Linked DNA regions of Homo sapiens: region 1 is linked to region 2. Evidence: read pairs that join two places in POLR2A ChIA-PET (ENCODE). Cell type or tissue: Panc1. All regions are shown on one strand.

Region 1 (4,000 bases), 130 kb after region 2:
ATGGAAACTGGAGGGGTCTGGAAATAACTGAGGAGGCAGAGCTTTACCTGATGATTTCTTGTTTTGCTTCGCTTTTCCACAATGAGAAAGGGAAGGTAAGTTATACCCAGTGAAGAACCAGGATCAAGAAGCAGGAAATGGCATGATAGTTAGAGCATAGAAGAGCTTGGCTGGAAATGAAGGGTCAAATATTTTTCTTGGAGGAGATAAAACCTAACTAACTCAAGTCTTAAGTCAGATGGTCTGAAATGCTATTGCAGGTCATGTCACATCTTTTCTTGCAGTGAGCGAGTGAGAAAGACTGATGGTTTGTCAATCTTTTTCTCCATTAAAATAACTGGCACCGAATCTGCCTTGATTTCTGCTCCTCTGAAAAGTGTACACAAACGCCCAGAAAGGAAACCTAGTAGCAAATGGATATTCAGTTCTATAGCCATGTCACAAGGAGAGAGAGAGAGAGAGAGAGAGAGAGAGAGAGAGAGAGAGAGAGAGAGGGAGAGAGAAGGAAAGACAGAGAAAAAAGCAAGCTAAATTCATTGTTAATGCTTCTGACCTGCAAAAACAAATCAGAAGATAACTCCATCCAGTGCAATAAAACACTCATCCAGGCCTTCTGGGCAATTCCCTGGGATTTGGGAACCCAGTAAGTGGCCTGATGGAGCTGACAGATGCCATGAGTTTTTAACATTTTTCAGAAGAGCAGTTAGAAAGAAATAGTACCTGGGATCTTTAATCGTCAATGAAAATGCCAAGGAAAGCCCAGCTTCACAAGAATGAAAGCAGCAAAAGAATAAACAAAAGTTGATTATTTCAACCAAAGCTACATGTGTCCTCATTTCAGAACCAGTTGAGTTGCTGGTAGAGATCTGGGCTCATTAGGGGCATCTGGTGGAGGAAGCCGGATGGCAGGAAAGCAGAATAATCATCTTCATAATCACTAAGATTTGTACAGCACTTTACAAATTGTAAGGCACTTCCAAATATATGATGTAATTTAAAATGCCCAAGGCTGAGTGAGATCAACAGAGTGAGTGTTATCCTCATTATAAATACACAGAAGCTGCTGGTGCATAAGGGACTGCCCTAAGTTATCCCTAGAGTGAGTTGTTGAATCGCTCTTCTGATCTCTGATCCATTGGTCACAGAATTGTCTTCTCTACCTTAGAAGCACAACACAGTTAAAAGACACATGCGAAGAAAACCTTCTCGTTTATTTTGTGCTAACCCAAGATGTCTCTAAGTGTCTTGAAAACTTTATTACTGATTCTAAAATTATATTTTCAGCCCATTATTCCACTGAGTGTTGGGGGTCACTCTGCCGTTTTCAAGGGGAGAGAATTAACGTCCTAAAATACTATTTGTAAATCATGAATTAACATCTTTCCTGTAAAAAGGATGGCACTGGTTAGCTACCATTCTTGAGAGAAATGAGAAAATAGTTCCTCAAATAATTTTCTGTGTTCTGTAGATTGAATAAGGATCCCAGTAGTATACTTTATCTTTGAAGGAGGAATCCCTTGGGGATCAGAAGGCAGTATCATGCTTTTTTCTCTTGTGTGGCTACTGCAATAAAAGTCATGATAATGATAACAATTACCATTTATTGAGAAGTCACTATATGCGAAAAACTGTAGTAAGTCCTTTACACACACTACCTGATCTAATCCTTACAACAAATTTGAGATTCAGGTGTTATTATTATTACCACTTTACAGATGACAAATGTGAAACTCAGGAAAGTCAAATAACCTTGTCCAAAGTCATACACGGAATAAGAAACAGAACTGAAATTAAACTGAGATCAGTTTCACTCCAAAACCATCCCCTTGCCCATGATATGCTCTCATTATAGATGGCAAACTTTACCATTTCCATTGCTGCACAAGGTGATTGCTTCTGCTCCATCCCCCTTCAACCGTTCCAGAGAAGGAACAGCTACCACTTCTGAGCAGACGGATAAAAACACTGGTTAAGTAACAAATTGGCCCCTGACATTTGAATCAGTGTTGAAACCTAAAATAAGTATAACATCATAAATCATAGAAGAATAGAACTTGGTGAAATCTCAAGTGATCATGAACTCTATTCATAATCATTCAATTAACACACTCACTGAGAATCTGCTGTGTGCCAGATAATGCGACAGATGCTGAAGACAAAAAAAAAAAAAAAAAAAAAAAATGAAAAGCCATAGTTCCTGCCTTTGAGTAATTTACATTTTTAAAGGAAATACAGGCCTGCAAACAAACAATGGCAATACCGTTAACAAGTATAATAATGAGGTACGTACAAATTAAAGAGGGGGCCCAGTGAAGAGAATGATCAACAGTTTGGGGTTCCAAAAAAGCTTTCTAGAAAAAGATGCTTGAGCTGGGTCTTAAAGTAGGAATAGGAGTTTGACAGATAAAATTATGTGGGAATGATACTCCAAGAAAAGAAGAGGAGAACATTCAAAGCCATGGGATATAAAAACACATGTAATGGGGACCTGTGAATAGTTCAACATCGCTAAAGTTTAGGATGAGAGTAAGGGTAGTAGAGACATTAGACTAATGAGGCTTGTCATGGAGGACCTTGTAGGTCATTCAACGTGAGATGATATGCCATTGAAATCAGAAGGGAGATTACCACAATAGATTGGGAAAGGGTGGACTAGGAACTCAGCAAAGCAGCAGCACCAGAAGAAATGGGTTAAAGAGGAAAGGTAATAAGGGAACCAAATCAACATAAGTTAACTTAATGACTGATTAGATGAGACAGTTTGGCAGGTAATAGGGGGTGGGGAAAAGTCATGTGGATGATATCCAAGTTCTTGGTTTGGTTGGATGACTGAACGAGCAAGTTGGGTGAAAAGACAAGGTATTCCGTTGGGAATAGTTTGAGATGGTATCTGTAGCACACCGTTGGTGAATGTTCTGCAGACCCTTAGATATGTGGAGAGACTTAATGTATCATGTGGATCGCCAAGTTGGGTCTTTGTATACCCAGCCAAAACAGAAATCTACCCATTGGTGCCATCTACCCATTTGTGCCATTTTCCTCACCATGAAAGACATTGGCATTGTTAATTTATATTGCTTCTTTCTAAGAGATCGGAGGCTGGGTGCGGTGGCTCACATCTGTAATCCGAGCACCTCGGGAAGCCAAGACAGGCAGATTATTTGAGCTTAGGAGTTTGAGACCAGCCTGGACAACATGGTGAAGCCCTGTCTCCACAAAAAATACAAAACTTAGCCGGACGTGGTAGCATGCACCTGTAGTCCCAGCTACTTGGGAGGCTGAAGTGGGAGGATGGCTTGAGCCTGGGAGGTGGAGATTTCAGTGAGCTCAGATCACACCACTGCACTCCAGCCTGGGCAACAGAGCGAGTCTCCGTCTCAAAAAATAAATAAATAAATAAAATAAATAAATAAAAAAATAAAAGAAAGAAAAAGGAAGAAAGAAAAGAAAGAAGGAAAGAAAGAGAGAAAGAAAGAAAAGAAAGAAAGAAAGAAAGAAGAAAGAAAAGAAAGAAAGATTGATTGATTGCTTGGAGCTGATTTTACATCCCAAATTTATTTATATGCCTGCAAATAAGCATGCATAGGAATTCTCTAACTCTCTTTTTTAATAGAGATTCTAGTCTTCAGCTTTAGTTTCCTACCAATCAACCATTTTATTTTATTTTATTTTTGAGACAGGCTCTCACTCTGTCACCCAGTCTGGAGTGGAGTGGTGTGATCTCAGGTAACCGCAACCTCTACCTCCCGGGCCCAAGAATTCTCCCACCTCAGCTTCTCAGGTAACTGAGATTACAGGTGCTCACCACCATACCCAGCTAATTTTTGTATTTTTAGTAGAGACGAGGTTTCACCATGTTGGCAAGGCTAGTCTTGAACTCCTGAGCTCAAGTGATTCACCCACTTCGGCATCCCAAAGGTTTGGGATTACAGGCATGAGTCACTGTGCCTGGCAACCAATCAACCATTTCTTATACAAATATAGAAAGGATCATATGGAA
Region 2 (4,000 bases):
GAGTAGCTCCCGCTAGACTCAGCACAGGGCCAGGTATAGGACAGACACTCAACAATTGCCTTGATGTGTATGGCGAAGACTGCACCACTGCCTCTAGCAGACAGCCACAAAAGTGTTTATTTTTATTACAAATATTAGGGTGTCATGAGATGACTGAACTGCTGGAAAATAAAATCATAGGGCTGGGACGGTTGCCAGTCAATACCAGCACCTCTTTTGTGTTAATAAAAACATAAAAGTAGCAGTGTAGCATTTTAAAGGGGAATTGACTTTGGACCTAGGTTCAAATATAGGCTTAGGAATTCATTAATTTCAGACCTTGGACTGGTTATTTGATATCTCTGGCTTCAGTTTTCTTGTCTGTAGTATGGGTCTGATGACACCTTTCAAAGGAATGTTATCAGGATTAATAAGGTAACATAGATTGTACGGCTACCACGTAGTAGGGTTCATTAATTTGGAGCTAGTTTTAAGAACAACACATAGATAGGCTACAATAGCTCTAAGACCTCGTCTTATATGACAGTTGGAAAAAAAAAGATATATTTGGAGAATTAGGCAAAACAAAAAATTTTTATCTACGGATATAAGTTAGAAAGAAATCTTGAGGAAATTATGCAGGTCTTGAAGGTCAAAAATTCTGCGCAGTAGAACCAACCAAGGCCAGCTTGTATTGTTGTTGTTTTGGTCTGGATGCATGTAGATCATTTTCTAGATTTTTCTCTTTTTTTTTCTTCCAATCTGGCTAGAGCTTTAATATGGAGTAACAAATATGCTACTTTGTCTATCTTTGTCTTAAGGATGTTTGGTATATTGAAGAATTACTTTTAAGATTTAAGATTTTTACTTGATGCCAAAGCATTTATTCTGATTAGATCAATATATCAACATTTTTTATTGAGTCTAGTTACCTGAAAAAGTCAACGAATCATATTCCATGCATGCTTTGGAAACAATTATCACATGCAGACTGAGCTAAACATTGCCACTGAGAGGAGCACAGCAGTCACAGTCAATAGGTCAATAGGAAAACCACACTGGATCTCTTCTATCAGTGCTCGATGGTAATGCCTGACACACTTCCTGTAGCTACATTGACACATTATTGTGATATACTGAAGACTGCATGTTTCTTTTTTATATTAGTCCACTCTTGATTTCGTAAAGAAATTTTATTGCCTTAAGATTCAGTTTACAATACTTACAGTCTTCTCTAGAAGCATTATATTACATTTCACTACACATAGGTAAAATAAAGCTAATCTGGAAAATAATTTTGTAGACCAACTGTAAATCTTATTGCTTATACACTTTCCTTAAATAACATTAGTAACTCTGCCTAAGTTAATGCCAAAAGAGTTCAAAACTCAATGCATTATACACACAGTGGTGAAAATTAACAGAAAAACAAGTATCCAATTGGCATTTTCGAGTAGCTGTTTCTGCTGTGTTTTGAGACTCAGAAACATGACTCAAGGATTTACTTTTCATCACACCTTGCAGGTCCATTTTAGTGTATGCCTTCTTCCTTAACTGAAATAAACAGATTTTTTTTTTCTTTTTAACTGTAGGGATCATATTTGTTCATTAGCTGAAGTCATTCCTTGGTTACTCGGAATTTCTGTGACAGGATTTTTTCTTTTCTTTCTTCTGTTTTTTTTTTTTTTTTTTTTGAGACGGAGTCTCGCTCTGTCGCCCAGGCCGGACTGCGGACTGCAGTGGCGCAATCTCGGCTCACTGCAAGCTCCGCTTCCCGGGTTCACGCCATTCTCCTGCCTCAGCCTCCCGAGTAGCTGGGACTACAGGCGCCCGCCACCGCGCCCGGCTAATTTTTTGTATTTTTAGTAGAGACGGGGTTTCACCTTGTTAGCCAGGATGGTCTCGATCTCCTGACCTCATGATCCACCCGCCTCGGCCTCCCAAAGTGCTGGGATTACAGGCGTGAGCCACCGCGCCCGGCCTCTTTTTTTTTTTTTTTTTTTTTTTTTTATTATACTTTAAGTTCTGGACACCTGTGCAGAATGTGCAGGTTTGTAACCTAGGTATACATGTGCCATGGTGCTTTGCTGCACCCATCAACACGTCATCTACATTAGGTATTTATCCTAATGCTATCTCTCCACTGGCCTCCTACCCCGCAACAGGCCCCAGCGTGTGATGTTCCCCTCCTTGTGTCCATGTATTCTCATTGTTCAGCTCCCACTTATGAGTGAGAACATGCGGTGTTTGGTTTTCTATTCCTGGGTTAGTTTGCTGAGAATGATGGTTTCCAGCTTCATCCATGTCCGTGAAAAAGGACATGGACTCATCCTCTTTTATGGCTGCATAGTATTCCATGGTGTATATGTGCCACATTTTCTTTATCCAGTCTATCATTGATGGGCATTTGGGTTGGTTCCAAGTCTCTGCTATTGTGAACAGTGCTTCAGTAAACATCCATGTACATATGTCTTTATAGTAGAATGATTTATAATCTTTTGGGTATATACTCAGTAATGGGATTGCTGGGTCAAATGGTATTTCTGGTTCTAGATCCTTGAGGAATCACCACACTGTCTTCCACAATGGTTGAACTAATTTACATTCCCACCAACAGTGTGAAAGTGTTCCTATTTCTCCACATCCTCTCCAGCATCTGTTGTTTCCTGACTTTTTAATGATCGCCATTCTAACTGGCGTGAGATAGTATCTCATTGCGGTTTTGATTTGCATTTCTCTAATGACCAGTGATGATGAGTCTTTTTTCATGTTTGTTGGCCGCATAAATGTCTTCTTTTGAGAAGTGTCTGTTTACATCCTTTGCCCACTTTTTGATGGGGTTGTTGTTTTTTTCTTGTAAATCTGTTTAAGTTCTTTATAGATTCTGGATATTAGCCCTTTGTCAAATGGATAGACTGAAAAAATTTTCTCCCATTCTGTAGGTTGCCTGTTCACTCTGATGATAGTTTCTTTTGCTGTGCAGAAGCTCTTTAGTTGAATTAGATCCCATTTGTCAATTTTGGCTTTTGTTGCCATTGCTTTTGATGTTTTAGTCATGAAGTCTTTGCCCATGCCTATGTCCTGAATGGTATTGCCTAGGATTTCTTCTAGGGTTTTTATGGTTTTAGGTCTTATGTTTAAGTCTTTAATCCATCTTGAGTTAATTTTTGTATAAGTTGTAAGGAAGGGGTCCAGTTTCAGTTTTCCACATATGGCTAGCCAATTTTCCCAACACCATTTATTAAATAGGGAATCCTTTCCTCATTGCTTGTTTTTGTCAGGTTTGTGTGACAGGATTTTTTCTGAAAGGCACTAGTTTTCTAATTTCTTTTATGTATTACTTTACTTATTTATTTATTCATTCAACAGACATTTATTAAGAACTGCATAGTGCTAAGCCCTGGGTTAGATTCTTGGAAGTAGTATGGAGGTGGTAGATAGTACACAAAGATGTGTAAGACTAGGTGTCTGCCCTCCAGGAGTGTACAGTCTAAGATTACGTAGAATTCGTATAAGCAATTAAACAGATATCACAGGAGCAAATGGTAGGTGCAATTAAGTGCTGCAAGGAAAGATTGGAGGAATCTAGGAGGGCATAGGTCAGATCTTGGTGGATGGGCAGAATGTCACTTTATGAAGATTCTGTAGAAGCAGGACATCCCAGGAGGAGGGAATTTTCTTTATATGAACTCTTATTCAGTTTAGTCTGATTCAATCATCATTTATTGAGTGACTGCTAAGATTAGCTACCTGGGACTCAGAAATAAAAATGAGCTTCCAGATTGAAAGATACCCTAAATGTCTGGCACAGAGGATGAAAATAGACCTGTGCTGAGGCTCATCATTGTGAAATTTCAGAATGTTAGGGGTGCATTTTTTAATTTTTCAAAAGCCTTCAGAAAGAAAATACAGAAGATAGTCATGAACTTCTCAACAAAAAATTTGTCAGCATTAAGGCATTGGAGCAATGTTTGCAATTATTCAGGGAAAATTATATTTCTGATGTGGAATTGTATATCTA

The links. ChIA-PET counts read pairs that join two places held together with the same protein. Peaks named below come from ENCODE experiments on the same cell type or tissue, not always from the same donor. Only the 100,000 strongest peaks of a DNase experiment are listed, where the experiment ranks them.
Region 1: POLR2A ChIA-PET joins it to region 2 with 12 read pairs; 2 of 35 experiments call an interaction of 5 or more read pairs at or near these places.

What each region holds. Positions count from the first base shown.
Region 1 is chr5:96,324,877-96,328,876 of GRCh38, reverse strand. The region is part of intron 3 of LOC101929710 (a long non-coding RNA gene); the gene reads right to left. It overlaps LOC107986365 (a long non-coding RNA gene), which reads right to left and starts at 1,860. Exons shown (of 2, transcript XR_001742457.1): 1 at 48-1,860. It also overlaps a transcript of CAST not described here. In Panc1, no CTCF peak of the experiment used is centred here; a DNase peak (open chromatin) is centred at 3,966; H3K27ac peaks cover 1,674 bases.
Region 2 is chr5:96,450,630-96,454,629 of GRCh38, reverse strand. All of the region lies in intron 4 of LOC101929710 (a long non-coding RNA gene), which reads right to left. It also overlaps a transcript of CAST not described here and the pseudogene LOC102724070. Among named protein-coding and RNA genes, the nearest start is that of PCSK1, 19 kb to the right of the region's middle. In Panc1, no CTCF peak of the experiment used is centred here; no DNase peak of the experiment used is centred here; H3K27me3 peaks cover 401 bases.